Linked DNA regions of Homo sapiens: region 2 is linked to region 1. Evidence: chromatin loops called from intact Hi-C (ENCODE). Cell type or tissue: heart right ventricle. All regions are shown on one strand.

Region 1 (8,000 bases):
CTAGCTCTTACACTGAGTGTGGGGTTATTTGGGCTATGCTAATTGGCTTTAGATCCTGGGACTGCTTCAGAGAGGGTGCTAAGCTAGTTTCTGTGCCATTCCTTCTGCTGGCATCTTCATCTAGCATCCTGTCCTTGGTCTAAAAGTGCGCTCTGCCTGAGCAGGCGGCAGCAGTGAGGAAGCAGAGGCACTGGCAGATGGAGATCTGTGTTGCCCAGCAAGGTTTCTTTCTCTTTTCCTTCATAACATGTCAAAATGTAAAGACGGCCATTTTGGGGGTTAAAAAATGGACTCTAGGGCAATGTACCTAAGTAGATATATATATTCTTGGGGATGTATTTCCAAGCAAGGTCACAAGCACTGAGTTTCTGCTTCAGAAAGGCCTACAGACACTTCTCTGTTAATTCTGGTAGATGTTAAATGTACAATAGGACAAGTATGTAAAATTGGACTAAGTATAGAGTTCAAGAAATTGATTTTAGACCATACAACAGAACCAAGATGTAAGTTGTTACGTAATCCTTCAGTGATCAAGATGAATAAAAGATATAATGGAATTTCTTCTATCCTAAACTAGCTTTGTAATGGCATATTTGGAATAGGACCCTGTAAATTAAATCAAGGACTGCTTCGCCTTTTTCAGGTTTGGCATTCCTGTCAGTGTCATAATTTTAAGAATATGTATTCTAACCAACAGGAGGGTAGCGAGCTTCTCAATGTGTCTCCACGGCTTCCATGGAGGATATTTACTCACTAATTCTACTAACTATTTTATTGAGCAGGTTTACTATGTAAAACAGACTGTCCTAAGCAATTGGTATATAGTAGAGAACAAAAGATAGAAAAAGTCCTTGCCCTCCTGCAGCTTGAAGTCTAACACCATGAATGACTGTATGGATGAATGAATACATAAAAAATGTAATCAGGTTAGGGATCATGAAACTAAGTGAACACAGATTACCATATTTCATTGATAAGATTACTTTTTCACATTTTAACATCCCTGAAATCAAGATATGTCTTAACATTTATGGTATATTAAAATAACTGACAACTTGGCAGTACTCACAGCACAACTGTCATGTCCCTGCACGTGCATAAACTTGGTCACAGCTATTCATTTTGTTTTCACTTCTACTGAGTTATGGGCATTGTTGGCACTGCACGTGTTCTGTTTAATTGCCACTGAAATGGTTTTCAAAAAGATTACACTATCATTTGGCACTGCAAGGAGACATTACTGTGTATGCATGAAGGCACCAAAACAGCAGTGTGACATAAACGTTCTATTACTAGAGGAAACATTTGTCTTTGTTTGGCATTTCCATATCATTTTACAAAGCAAGATCCAAATGCTTTACCAGACTGAATAAAGAAACACAAAAGTTAAAGAAGCTATGTTACAGTTTGTTACTGAGATTCATGCAAGTGAACCGTCACACCCCAAGCAATGCTACCAATAACACTGACAGGAAAATGTACCGAAACCCAAGGAAGAGATGACGGAAACTTGAAAGCAACGAGACTAGTGTGACCTATTCATGCCTTATCATGGAAGAATATCCTTAAAGTGGAGTGTCATAATAAAATTGGCAATATTTTCTCTTTGTGTACAGCAGAAAAAATAATGCTATGTCTTACAACTGATGGCATTTTTAATTTGATGAAATATAGAAATAAAGATGGATTGCTAGTTAATAAGAAGTTTTAGAAAGAGAACAGCATACAGAGTGGAAGTTTGTTGATTCTGGACAGTTTTAAGTTAATAAGATATTGCAAATGCACAACTTTAGAAAAACTACAATTTCAATAATTTGGCATAGTTTTGCAGATCACTAGCCACTTAAAAAAGTCTATTCACTCTTATTTCTAACAATGTTTTGGGAACACCTTCTATTCTGACGTAAGAGTGTGATAAGAAAGCCTCATGTTCTTTCCCAACTTTAGTTGGTGCTACTTTGATTTTTGGCAGTTTAGAGATATTAGAAGTGAGGTGCTGGATCTGTATTCGAAACTCAAACCTTACTACTGCTACCAAGAATGGAGTGAAATACTTAGACAGGAGGGTCCATTTGAAATCTCAAAGCATGCATATGGGACTTTGAGATTCTTAGCACGAGAGTAACATGAGTAAAATGCCAACTATAAGGATACGTTTCCAGGCAGCATATGGTCACAGCTCAAAAATGAACTTTTTTTAAAGCTTACTACTGCAAATTATTTTAGAAGCAGAGACAGTTAAAAATCATACCAAGGAAGAGAACACACACACGTACACACACACACAACTCTAGGGAAGAGAAATTATAAAACAATGGATGTAGATTATAATAATTTTTTAGGCACAGCTTCAAAACTGTCACAATTGTGACATCAGTTTTTGATACCATTCAGCCAAGCAACAACTACTTTAACATAGAAGTGAGTATCAAATTAGGAATAGGCGTGTGGCTACATCCATCACCAAGACAACAGGTGTAGTTTTATATGGTGAACACGTATTTCAATAGTGTTGAAAATAGACTGCACCTTATACGTGGTATTTCCCACTATGCAGAAGGCCTGCTTTCTGTTCCTAGGGCCCTGCATGGAGAATTCAGGGATTCCCTGGAACTAATACTATTTTCCCCAGCGACTTCATTTCAGTCTTTCCTTTTAGGTAGCCTGGCCCGGGTCAGAAATTCTCTGACAGTTGGTACAAGAGAACGAGTGTGCCAGTGTGAACGCTGCAGGGGATGTGTTGTTGCCAACTGATGGAGTGTACTTCCATATGCAGAGCTAAAATAGACTTGGATGGTTGAGAAGATAGAGACTGCTCTTTAAGTGCCAGTACGGGAAACACTTGGTTACCTGTCTTCTGGGGCCGACTTATCTGAAAGAATGAGGTGGGTTTACATGTTTGGATATTTCCATCTGATTTATAGGCTGGGGATGGGATGGGGAGAGTCTGGAGACCGCCAGTGTTGCCTTTCAGTATACATGTACACAGTGGGGGTTCCCAGTGGGAGAAAACACTCTGTAAAGGGGTCTGATGCACCAGGCCAGTAGAGATAGCATATGTTGCCACTGCATTACAATAAGGGCAACTCTCAAGAAGAACTGGGAGACAGTATAGAGCATGGGCAGGGAGTCAAACAGATCCAGGTTCAAATCCTGCCTCTATCACTTACTTGCCCAATAATCTTGGCAAAATTACCTGAACTCTTTAAATTCAAAAACAGGGAAACTAATAATAATACCTCCTTAGAGTGATTGCAAGAATTAAAGTATTAATATACGTCCACACCTAGTAATGTGTCTGGTGAATAAAATGTGCTCAATGTATGGACACTACTGTGTCACCACTAGGGAAATTCCCTTAAATGTAAATGTTTTTACAGATACGTTTTTTAGCATGGGGTAAATTATATGGACCACAAAATGGCCTTGGCTAAGGCGTTTTGAGGGAATTATGAAGTTGTCTTATGGTAGGAATACATCTTGATAAGAAAGGAAAAATGTAAATGTGAGCATCCACGTGTGATCAGTGAGAATGATGCAGAATTTAACATGCATTTTTTTAGATTTGCTTAATGGCAAGACTATGCGATATCTACCTCTACCTGTCACTACCTCTACCCTGAGCCGCTTTATGATAGATGTGTTCCTACAAACTTGTGTAAAACTCAGTTTTAACTCTAAGCATCACTTCTCTGCACTGGAGGAAGTTTTGTAAAGCAAATAACCCCCACCTAATCTATCTTGCTTTGAAGGCTGAAACCTTCTCCTATCTTCGAGTGGACAGGCATGTGTTCTGTATTTTTTTGCACTGGGCTATCACCCTGAGAGGTGAGCCATAACTTCTACCCACTTTGGTATGCTCCACAGCACCCTTTCCAAAACTGCAAAAGCCAACTGAAAGTATGGGCAATAAGAAAATATTAAAGAATCGACAGAGTAATTATTGGCACCTTGAACACACTAGTGTTTGGGGATGTTTAATTAGATGGCAAGGTAGATTTAATTTTTGAAGCTCTTAGATCATAGATCTTGGTCGAGTCCATTCTACGGGAAGATAACAAGGGGGCATTGACTACCTGCTGCACTGTTTTCAAGCAAAACCCACACTGGGCGGGCTCTGGGTGCCATCTCCACAAAGCCCCCTCCCCAAGGGGGATTCTTCCACAGGGGAATTTTCTCAAGGAAGGTCCCGTGTCAGGAATGCTGCTCAGGTACGGGTTCCCACGTGCCCACACGCAGGGCACGGGCTCACACGGCAGGGCGGGCTGCCTCTTTAAAGGCGCGGACCTCAGGGACCCCCGAATTTGGCTCCTCAAGTCTAGGCATCAAACTTTCTCCTGGAACAAAACCTCTTTCAACCCACATGGAGGCAGGAGGAGGACGGAGCCCTGGGATGCCATCAGCGGCGGCCCGGAGACAGCGCTCCCACCCCCGCCCGCTTCCCTCGGTCCCCACCCTCTTCCTCCGAGGGAAGGCGGCCCAGACCGCACAGCCCCGCCCGGCCCCACCCACCCACTCCCCGGCAGCGAGCCCACAGCCTCACAAAGCTACCTCCCGGGCGCTGCGGTTCCCCGGGGCGAGGGGCAAGCGGGGCTGGGTACCTGAGGAAGAGGCCAGGACACCGGCGCCCAACGAGACCCACAGCATCGCCCCGGCGCCGCCGCCGTAGTTGCCACCGCCGGAGGCTACTTCGCTGCGCCGAGCGCTGGAGCCCCGGGAACCTGGTGCCGCCACCGCCTGCGCTCCCTGCGCTGCGCTGCGCTCGCTGCGCCCGGGCTCTGCTGCCCGGCGACCGCCACGGTCAAGCGGAGCCCCGCCCCGTGCGCGCCGGGCGAGCTGCGGACCCTCCAAGGACGCGCCGCCACCCCGATTGGCTGCGGGAGTCACTGGCCCCGCCCCTGCTCGCCGCGCTCCTCCCACGCCGGGGGCGCGCGCTGCTGGCGGCCCAGAGACTGGCGGCTTCTCCAGGGGCGTCGCGGGAGGGTGCGGTCCGCGCTGGGCGAGGCTTCCTGCGGGCACCGGCGCGCTCGGCCTCCGCTCCTGGGCGCTGCAGTTCTCCCTCTCCTTGCCAGCCCAGAGATAAATAGACGGCCAGAAAGAAAAGAAAAAGAGAAAACATCTCTAGAGCTCTGCGCGGGGAGGGCAGTGGCCGCGGCAGCTGTGGTGTGAAATCTTATTTGTATAAATTCGTTTCTCACGGAAGCCCAGGAAAGGCTGTCTAGGGTGAAGCACTGGAATTGTCACCAAGGCTTTTTTGTTTTTGCTTGTTTTTTAACCTGAAGGTGTCCTTACACACCTCTAGACTTCTTTATCTTATGAAGAAACTAAATCCAGTTAAACAACTTGTCCAAGGTCATAGAGCTGGTTACAGATTGATTCTGTATTTCAATGCTAAATCAAAGCTGCCTCAGCGTTTATTTCTTTTCTGTCCAGAGAAGAGTTGCATTCTCATATGTAATGCTATGTATACTGTATAGCAAACAATCAATTAAAAATATAGAGATAGAAAGTAGATTAGTGGTTGTTGGGGTGGGAGGGCTGGGGAGTGATTGCTAATGGATGGGACTCTCTTAGGGTGATGAGAATGTTCTGCAATTTGATAGTGGGAATGGATGCACAGCTCTGAATATTCTAAAAACCACTGAATTGTACATTTTAAAGGGCTGAACTTTATGGAATGTGAACAGTATCTCAATAATTCTGATGTTTAAAAATGTATTGGCCGGGCACGGGGCTCACGCCTGTAATCCCAGCACTTTGGGAGGCAGAGGCAAGTGGATCACGAGGTCAGGAGTTCGAGACCAGCCTGGCCAACATGCTGAAACCCCGTCTCTACTAAAAATACAAAAATTAGCCGGGCATGGTGGTGCGTGCCTGTAATTCCAGCTAGTCGTGTGGCTGAGGCAGGAGAATTGCTTGAACCCAGAAGGCGATGGTTGCAGTGAGCCGAGATTGTGCCACTGCACTCCAGCCTGGGTGACAGAGCAAGACTCCATCGTGACAATAAAATAAAATATAACTGTATTAACACTTGAGCCCGGGTGGCTGAGGCTGCAGTGAGCTATGATGGTGCCACTGCACTGCAGCCTGGGTGACAGAGAGAGACACTGTTTCAAAAAAAAAAGTATCCAGAGTGATGGTGCTGTGGGGAAATCCACATAAACACATATTTGGAGTATGTCACAATTCTTTCTTTGTGGGCAGAAATTCTGACTTATGTACTAGCATCCATCCATTCATTCAACAATCCACATCCATGTTTATCAAATTACTCTGACATGGGTACAAAGATAAATAATGCATGATCTCTGTCATCAAGGAGTTCCCAGTCTATTGAGGGGACAGTTTATAATATAATAAGGTGTCACTCTAGGGAGGTAAACGAAGTGCAGGTTTAAGGTGCTAAGACAATCATAAAGGGGCTGAAGGATGTGTAATGTTTCAGCAGTGGCCAAAGTGGCTGAGTGTGAGAGGTGTGACAGGAAGTGAAGCTGGACAGTTACAGGACAGAGTAGAACTGTGGACTAGAGCTCAGTTAAAGAGGCACAGGCTAATTAGGAAGTAAATTTTCTATTCCTTCTGGGTCATTTCTATCCCTGGTGTAGTGTGTGATTTTGGTTAATGGTCTCAGTCATCATCATATAAGCAAACAATGGTAACACCAACTGACTTTTGTTTCTACCTTTGTGGTATGTATAAACGGTTTTTGTGCATTGCCTCCTTTGAAGCTCAGAGAGGTGAAGGGGTTGTGCTCAAGGCTGTATGTCTTCTAAGAGACGGAGGTTGGATGAAACTCCATCTACTGACCTTGGATCCTATATTCTCAATATTGTCAACCTTTTGAGTTGTAAAGCTTCCTTATAAGTGCAAAGAACTCTTGAGCTAAAAAAGCTCTCTAAGCAGTAGCAAGTGAAACCTGTTTTTTCACTTGGAGTCTTTCTGTGTTTTGATTGGGAGCTAGAAACATTACAAGCCCTAGGGAAAAAAACTTAGCTACAAGTCTTAGCTCTTCAATTGAGTCTGTTCAACAAAGCCCTGGATTCCAGGTTTCATAAAAAGTGACTCTACAATGTAAAAACAGGAGGCTACCTACTTCTATTGTCAGTATACAAATGTCAGCATACTGAGGGCACCTTCCTTTACATCCATTCATCCTTCCATCCCTCATGGGATTATAAACACCTTTTGAACACAGGTACAGGTGAGCATTCCTAATCAAAAAATCCAAAATCTGAGATGCTCCAAAATCTGAATGTTTTTGAGCACTGACCTGATGGCATAAGTGAAGATTCCATTCCTGACCCTATGTGATGGGTCACAGTCAAGACACAGGTATACAACACACAGTTTACTTAGTGTCCCCAAGGGAAAGAAGACCCCTGCATCAGCTGTGATATTTTTTTTCATGCACATGCAGATTTCCCTATGCAGGCACACCCACATAGGATAATAAAATGGCACATGTGCAGGCTGGACTCTCCAATGGCAGGTTCCCCACGATGCCCCACATTGGGTCAAGTGCATTGCTCACTGTGTTTTTTTGTTTGTTTGTTTGCTTATTTTCTGCTCCATGGTATAAAAATATTATTTAAAATGTCAAAAGGGCCTGGAGATACCCCATGGGTAACAATGATAAGAAATAGAGGAAGCATTTATGTTAATCTATAGCACAGAAATATTAGTTGTTGGAGAAACTGGACAGGGTGTGTGAAACATCTTACAGAAGAGAATGGGGTAGGAATGACCATCATATATGACCTGAAGAATCAGAAGGATACACTGTTGAGGTTCTATGCTGCAAGTGATGAATAGAAGTTAATGAAACATGGGAAAACATTGCATAAAGCTAAAAATGCAGATTTTGATCATGTATTGAAAGAGTGGATGTGTCAGCTTCGCAGTGAACACATGCCACTTAATGGTATACTGATCATGAAACAAGAAAAGAACTATTCATGATGAACTGAAAACTGAAGGGAACTGTGATATTCAACGGTCTG
Region 2 (8,000 bases), 150 kb before region 1:
AATTGATTCATCATATCAATATCAAAATTAAAATCATATTAATATATACTCAGTAAATAACTATAATGTTGATTCATTTTGGGTGCTTCCACAATTCTATTTTAAAACAATTTTACAATAAGAATACATAAAAATCCCAAGCATTTGAAAGGGAAACTGTTTGTTTTAAATAAAGGCTCTGCACATTTGTTATTTTGAGGTACATCACCTTGGACTTCAGGATCAATATATGATGTTAGCATAGGGAAGTTTAAGCAAGAATTGAGCCACATTGAAACTCATGGCACTTTAGTAAGACTAAATAAAAACACACTGGCTAGGCTATAAAATCTGACAAATTAATAATCTGAACAAAAACTACAGCTCAAAAAATTATTTTATTGGGAAGGAAAACACTAACCCACAAAAATGGTTCTTTTGGTGTATCACCAGCTAAAAGACTTTTGTTCACAAATATTATTTTGTACACAATATTAACCCTATTTGTAGAATATAACATGTCTGTTTCTTAAGAGACTAATACAATTTTGATTCCTTCCTCGGGGAAAAAAAGATGTGACTGAGTTAGAGAGGTGATCCATCCTTTGGTTGTCATTTTTTATCTCTTTACTGCATAGGTTTGGGTTGCTTCAGGAGTGGGAGCATCCTGGCCTGAAGTGACACTGGATTCTTCTTGCTGCTGCTGAGTGGAGCCACTCAGCAACCTCAATCTATGCAACTAGGCCACTCTGTCCTGGACCTGCCATGACACTCACGGACTTTTAGGCAATGCAATTTGATTTACTGTGTTCTTAAAGTGTTATTATAACTGAACCATGTAACCTACATTCTTGAACATTCTGGAAGAAAAAGTGGCCTACAAGGGAGAGCTTATTATTATGCCCAGATAAGGTAATCATAAAAGCCAGGAAGCATGTTTCCTCCTGACTTCTGCTCTTAAAATAATCTCTTTTACATGATCAAGAATTTATCTCAAAACGTTCCCATATACTAGGCTGAATAAGGATGTCAGCGCAGCCCTAGTAGAGATTCCCAACTAAATTCTATCTTAGTGCCAAGCAAGAAAGCTCTCTAGGATTGTTTTTAACGGTGTACTTTCCCCCTCCTCCACAGGAAACACAAAACTGGGAAAATATCTGTCAGGAAGCAAAATAGAATCTAGATATTTTTAAAAGAATCTAAAAGTAATTCTTTTTTTGAAAGCCCCAACCATGGCAAGGAAAGAAAAGTAATTCTTTTTCAGAACAGGACAATGTAATTTCAAGGAAAAATATAATTTAGGTCTCATTTTTTATTAAAGTGGAATTATAAGGTATAATTACACTGACAATAACATCTGGTATGAGGTATTGCATTATAGTTTAACAAGCACATGACTATATATTGTCTCATTTAAGATTCATAATACCCCACTGGAGTTCTAAGCAGCGAAAAAATTGGACCCATTCCACCAATTAAGAAACTGAGGCTTTGAAAAACCAGTTCTGCCACCGAAATGGGCAGGAGAAGGCAGATATCAAGGTGAAGGTTCATCTCGTACAAGTGAAGGGCCAATGACTACCCTTTCAGAGTGCTAGCCTGTGACATGCTCCCATCATACCGTCAAAGGCACATGGGGGCTCCAGGCACAAACTCAGGTGAGCACACGCTTCCTGAGAGGTATAGTAGTGAGAGGCACCAGAGTACAGGGCCTGGAGCCTGGACCCCAGGTGGGAATCCTGCTAGGCTACAGCCTTGCCATGTGACTGGGAAGGTTACTGCACCCTCTGAGCCTCAACTTTCTCTTTTTTTTACTTTTATTTTAGGTTCGGGGGTACACGTGGAGGTTTGTTATACAGGTAAACTCATGTCACGAGGGTTTGTTGTACGGATTATTTCATCACCCAGGAATTAAGCCCAGTACCCAGTAGTTATATTTTCTGCTCCTCTCCCTCCTCCCACCCTCTGCCGTCAAGTAGACACCAGTGTCTGTAGTTTCCTTCTTTGTGTTCATAAATTCTCATCATTAGCTCCTGCTTATAAGTAAGAAAATACAGTATTTGGTTTTCTGTTCCTGCGTTAGTTTGCTGAGAATAAGAGCCTCCAGCTCCATCCATGTTCCCATGAAAGACATGATCTCAGTTTTTTTATGGCTGCACAGTATTCCATGGAGTATATGAAATACTATGCATTTTCTTTTATCTTCATCATTTTCTTGTCTTTTCATCTTTATCATTCTCTTTATCCCATCTGTCATTGATGGGCATTTAGGTTGATTCCATGTCTTTGCTATGTGAATAGTGCTGCAGTGAACATGCGTGTGCATGTGTCCTTATGGCAGAATGATTTATATTCCTCTGGGTATATACCCAGTCATGGGATTGTTGGGTTGAATGGTAGTTCTGCTTTTAGCTCTTTGAGGATTGCCATACTGCTTTCCAGGGGCTCACCTTTCTATAAAGTGGGGTATAGCAATAATATCTATGTCAGTGGGTCAATGTCGTGGTTATAAAGCACACAGTAAAAACTCAAAAATGCCAAAGATTACTGTTATACCTTTGCAAGTACCAGAAAGCTCTTTCATTACCAAATTTATTTCTAATATAAAAAATAAAATGACTCAGGCCTGTCATGGCTGAGCAGAAACAAGGATTTCTGGGGAAATGGTCTGATTATAAATTAGATTAAGAAGGGACAGGTGCATGCACAGATGATGGGGTTTTACACTACTTTATGCATTTACGTTCTGGACACAGGCCGAGAGTTACTGGCAAAGGGAAATCAGTGTTTGCTCAAGGAACAAGTCTCTACCATAGAGCAAGCCAGCAGAGAGAAAGGCCTGGGGTCTGAGGGGTAGTCACAGATCCTGGCTTCTCTTGCATCACTGAGGCATGCCTGCAACGGACATCTTCCTCAGCCCTTGACACATTGATTTAGTGAATGCATTAGATACTTGGGCAGATTTAAACAAACAAAAAAAATTTTCTGCTATTTCTTCATATTCTAATGCCCTTTTTGAGATCCCAGCTTCTGAGAATAACTCTCAAGACCAACTTTCTCATAAACCGTGGTTAAAAAAAATCATTTCACTTATAATTTACCTTTTGCATTTTTTGTGTGTTCTTAAAAAAAATCTGAAACATCCCATCTAACATTACGTTGTTGAAACTTTGGTGATTTCTGTATAGAGATTATATGAGTTAAAAAATAAACTTTTAAAGTTTAAAAAAGTTTAAATAAAAATAAACTTTTAAACTTGTGTAGTCCATATTTTCTTCAGTGGCATTGGTTATAAGGCTATTGGCAGTTACTTCTACAGAATTTAGGTAATTAGAGTCTAGTGCTAAAAAAGTACACATGTGGCCGGGCCCAGTGGCTCACACCTGTAATCCCAGCACTTTGGGAAATCGAGGTGGGCAGATCACTTGAGGTCAGGAGTTCAAGACCAGCCTGACCAACATGGTGAAACCCCATCTCTACTAAAAATACAAAAATGAGCCAGGTGTGGTGGTGGGCGCCTGTAATCCCAGCTACTTAGGAGGCTGAGGCATGAGAATCACTTGAACCTGGGAGGCGGAGGTTGCAGTGAGCCGAGATTGCACCATTGCACTCCAGCCTGGGCGACAGAGTAAGACTCTGTCTCAAAAAAGAAAAAAAAAAAAGCACACATGAACATGTATTCCCTCACATTGGAGCTCACTTCACCACCACAGATAATAAGCATAAATTTAGAGTTGTCTCTTTTAAGTCTGTGTCCTACATCCTGCAGGAGAGCTCTCTATGGCAAGGGTTGTCTTTTGCAAGTCATTTATATTCTAGTAGCACCAGCGGTAGTTCTGCACTCAAACCTCCTGCAGTGGCTCTTCCCCCTCATGCCAAGTTCATGACTGTATCTAGAGTTCATGTGTTTGCCCCAGTGAGGAACACTAGCCATGGTCCAGGTCCTGAGAGCCAAGCCTCACAGAATCCTTGGCAACAAAGAATTCCACCACTACCCCTTGGACCCTAAAAGTGGCTGTGATGTCAATGTCAGCATTTTGGTTTTCTCTTTGGCTCATGCCATCCACCCCAGTTCTCGAGGGCACCAAAATACACTGCTGAGGCTGGCAGGGCAAGCAAGCACTTCACTTCCCAGCCAGAACAACCAGGCCATGGGAGGTGACAAAACCATCACAGGCCCCTGTCACCACCACCTGCCTACACTGATGATAAGCCCCTTCCAAAGCTAATCGGTTGCTCACTCTTTTGGAAGAGTTGAATTCCTCCAGATTGCTCCAGGCTTGCAAATCTCCCAGGGGTTGTACAATGCACAGGTCTCAAGTCCCAAGCAGCTCCCAGCCTCAGGGAGCTTTATTTTCTCTCCAGCTGGGTAGGTGACACCTAGTGGTAGCAATTAATAAAACTCCCCAAAGGAGAGGATGTTTGAGGTCACTGACCAGTGGTGGAGGTGAATTTCAAACTCCAGTTCTATGAATCTGTGCTCATTCCAGCCCTTCACTCTGTCTATAAGAGATATGATCCCTAAAGGGCTTTATATTTGCAATGCATTTTCTTATACATGATATTCTAGGCATCTAACAATAATCCTAAGAGGTGACAGTTATTACACAATAACATTATTGTGTAATATTGTGTAATAACATATTATGAAAAAATCTCCTTGATTCTTTCACTTTCTCTCTTTTTTTTTTTTGAGACCCTGTCTCTTCTTTTTTTTTTTTTTTTATTGATCATTCTTGGGTGTTTCTCGCAGAGGGGGATTTGGCAGGGTCATAGGACAATAGTGGAGGGAAGGTCAGCAGATTAACAAGTGAACAAAGGTCTCTGGTTTTCCTAGGCAGAGGACCCTGCGGCCTTCCGCAGTGTTTGTGTCCCTGGGTACTTGAGATTAGGGAGTGGTGATGACTCTTAACGAGCATGCTGCCTTCAAGCATCTGTTTAACAAAGCACATCTTGCACCGCCCTTAATCCGTTTAACCCTGAGTGGACACAGCACATGTTTCAGAGAGCACAGGGTTGGGGGTAAGGCCACAGATCAACAGGATCCCAAGGCAGAAGAATTTTTCTTAGTACAGAACAAAACGAAAAGTTTCCCATGTCTACTTCTTTCTACACAGACAGGGCAACCATCCGATTTCTCAATCTTTTCCCCACCTTTCCCCCCTTTCTATTCCACAAAACCGCCATTGCCATCCTGGCCCGTTCTCAATGAGCTGTTGGGTACACCTCCCAGACGGGGTGGTGGCCGGGCAGAGGGGCTCCTCACTTCCCAGAAGGGGTGGCCGGGCAGAGGCGCCCCTCACCTCCCGGACGGGGCGGCTGGCCGGGCGGGAGGCTGACCCCCCCACCTCCCTCCCGGACCGGGCGGCTGGCCGGGCGGGGGGCTGACCCCCCCACCTCCCTCCCGGACCGGGCGGCTGGCCGGGCGGGGGGCTGACCCCCCCACCTCCCTCCCGGACGGGGTGGCTGCTGGGCGGAGACGCTCCTCACTTCCCAGACGGGGTGGCTGCCGGGCGGAGAGGCTCCTCACTTCCCAGTAGGGGCGGCCGGGCAGAGGCGCCCCTCGCCTCCCGGATGGGGCGGCTGGCCGGGCGGGGGGCTGACCCCCCCACCTCCCTCCCGAACGGGGTGGCTGCCGGGCGGAGGGGCTCCTCACTTCTCAGACGGGGCGGTTGCCAGGCAGAGGGTCTCCTCACTTCTCAGACGGGGCGGCCGGGCAGAGACGCTCTTCACCTCCCAGATGGGGTCGAGGCCGGGCAGAGGCGCTCCTCACATCCCAGACGGGGCGGCGGGGCAGAGGCGCTCCCCACATCTCAGACGATGATGGGCGGCCGGGCAGAGACGCTCCTCACTTCCTAGATGTGATGGCGGCCGGGAAGAGGCGCTCCTCACTTCCTAGATGGGATGGCGGCCGTGCAGAGATGCTCCTCACTTCCCAGACGGGGTGGCGGCTGGGCAGAGGCTGCAATCTCGGCACTTTGGGAGGCCGAGGCAGGCGGCTGGGAGGTGGAGGTTGTAGCGAGCCGAGATCACGCCACTGCACTCCAGCCTGGGCACCATTGAGCACTGAGTGAACCAGACTCCGTCTGCAATCCCAGCACCTCGGGAGGCCGAGGCTGGCGGATCACTTGTGGTTAGGAGCTGGAGACCAGCCCGGCCAACACAGCGAAACCCCATCTCCACCAAAAAAATACGAAAACCAGTCAGGCGTGGCGGCACGCGCCTGTAATCGCAGGCACTCAGCAGGCTGAGGCAGGAGAATCAGGCAGGGAGGTTGCAGTGAGCCGAGATGGCAGCAGTACAGTCCAGCTTCGGCTCGGCATCAGAGGGAGACTGGGGAGAGGGAGACTGGAGAGGGAGAGGGAGACGGGAGAGGGGGAGGGGGAGGAGGAGGGGGAGGGGGAGGGGGAGAGGGAGAGGGAGAGGGACTTTCTCTTGATAAGAAATGATGCAGTAGGCAGAAATTATAAAGCTGCTCCCCAAACATGTCCTGCTCTAATCCCTGGAATATGATGAAATATCATCCCAGGATCATTTTAGACAGCAGAAATGATCTTAAAATACGGAGAGTGTCCAGGTGGGTGTCATCTAATCACATAAGCCCTTAAAGGTAGAGAGCTTTCTCTGGTTGGTGGCAGAAGAAGGAAACAGAGGGACCTGAAGCATTAGGGTCACTGCTGGCTTAAAGGTGGAGGGGCCACATGGAAGAAAGGCAGGCAGCCCCAGGAGCTGTCCTATGACTGAATATTTGTGTCCCTCCTCTCCTAATTTATATGTTGAAACCCTAACCTCCAATGTGATGATATTGTCAGATGGAGCCTTTGGGAGGCAATTAGGGTAGGATGAGGTCATGAGTTTGGGATACTGGTTTGGTGGGATTAGTTCCCTTAGAAGAGATACCAGACAGCTCTCTTGCTCCCCCAACCCCTCCAATGTGAGGACACAGCCAGAAGGCATCTATAAGCCAGAAGAGCATCCTCATGATAATGTGACCATGCAGGCACCTTGATCATAGACTTCCAGTCTCCAGAACTGTGAAAAAATAAATGCCTGTTGTTTAAACCAGCCTGTGGTATTTTGTTATGGCACTTGAGCACACTAAGACAAGCTGACAGCCAACAAAGAAAGAGGGACCTCAGTCCCACAACTGTAAGGATATGGATTCCTCCAACACCCTGAAAGAGTCTGGAAATGGATTCTTCCCCGTAGCCTCCAGGTAAAAGCCCATCTGGATCAAAACCTTCATTTTGGCCTTGTGGGACCTTGAGCAGAGGATCAAGTTTTAACCCATGCCTGGGTTCCTGATCCAAAGAAAACTGAGATAACAAGTGGATGTTGTTTTAAGTGGCTAAATTAGTGGTGATTTGTCACCAATAATAGAAAACGAAAGCCCCAGAATCAGGACTCCATCCTTTCAAACACACGCGCATACGCGCACGCACACACACACAGGCACACACCCCATCCTATCCTGGTACTAAAGGGCTACTCTGAGCTAGTTATCACATTTCCCTCCTTTCTGGTTATTCCAGTGGCCACTCACCTACTTCCTGCTCTCATTATCTTTATCTGCATTCTTATCTGGCTTCCCTCCTTCAGTCTCCCCACCCTTTTCTCTAATCCTAGGCAATGCTGCCAGATTCCATTTCTTAACATAGTTCCAAACACCATTCTCTGGAACAGTGCTGCTAAGAATAAAGTTTTCACCAGTCCAGGGTATTAAGAAAAATAAAATAAAATAAGGAAAATGCTGTGAGTTTATATAAATATTATATTTATATATAAATATATATATGTAAAGCTAAATATTTTACATTTGAAGAACTTTTTTTCTAACTTTCCATGGTAAGATGATCTTTTTCTATGAAATGACAATTATGGTTGTAGTAGGCTGCAGCACAAATGGTCACAAATTTGTTCCTGTTTGTGTGTCCCTTTGCAATGTGACGTAGTAGCTCCTTTTGTCAAGAGGAGGAATCTATTTATTTACCTATTGAATCTAGGCTAGCCTGTGTTACTTG

What was found. Hi-C counts contacts between places; a loop is a spot of excess contacts. Peaks named below come from ENCODE experiments on the same cell type or tissue, not always from the same donor. Only the 100,000 strongest peaks of a DNase experiment are listed, where the experiment ranks them.
Region 2: a loop joins it to region 1, with 2.3 times the contacts of the local background. A loop is called at or near these places in 2 of 110 quality-filtered maps.

The regions. Positions count from the first base shown.
Region 1 is chr13:31,843,541-31,851,540 of GRCh38, reverse strand. It overlaps LOC124903150 (a long non-coding RNA gene), which reads left to right and starts at 2,805. Exons shown (of 3, transcript XR_007063747.1): 1 at 2,805-2,885. LOC124900336 (a long non-coding RNA gene) reads right to left here and starts at 4,336. Exons shown (of 2, transcript XR_007063748.1): 1 at 1-4,336. It also overlaps the pseudogene EEF1DP3. RefSeq lists enhancers at 3,720-4,219, 4,220-4,721 and a silencer at 4,570-5,089. In heart right ventricle, no CTCF peak of the experiment used is centred here; a DNase peak (open chromatin) is centred at 4,900; H3K4me3 peaks cover 4,629 bases; H3K27ac peaks cover 5,811 bases.
Region 2 is chr13:31,997,825-32,005,824 of GRCh38, reverse strand. No RefSeq gene overlaps it. Among named protein-coding and RNA genes, the nearest start is that of FRY-AS1, 30 kb to the left of the region's middle. In heart right ventricle, CTCF peaks have their summits at 4,164 and 4,370 (motif pointing left); DNase peaks (open chromatin) are centred at 4,174 and 7,415; H3K27ac peaks cover 3,073 bases.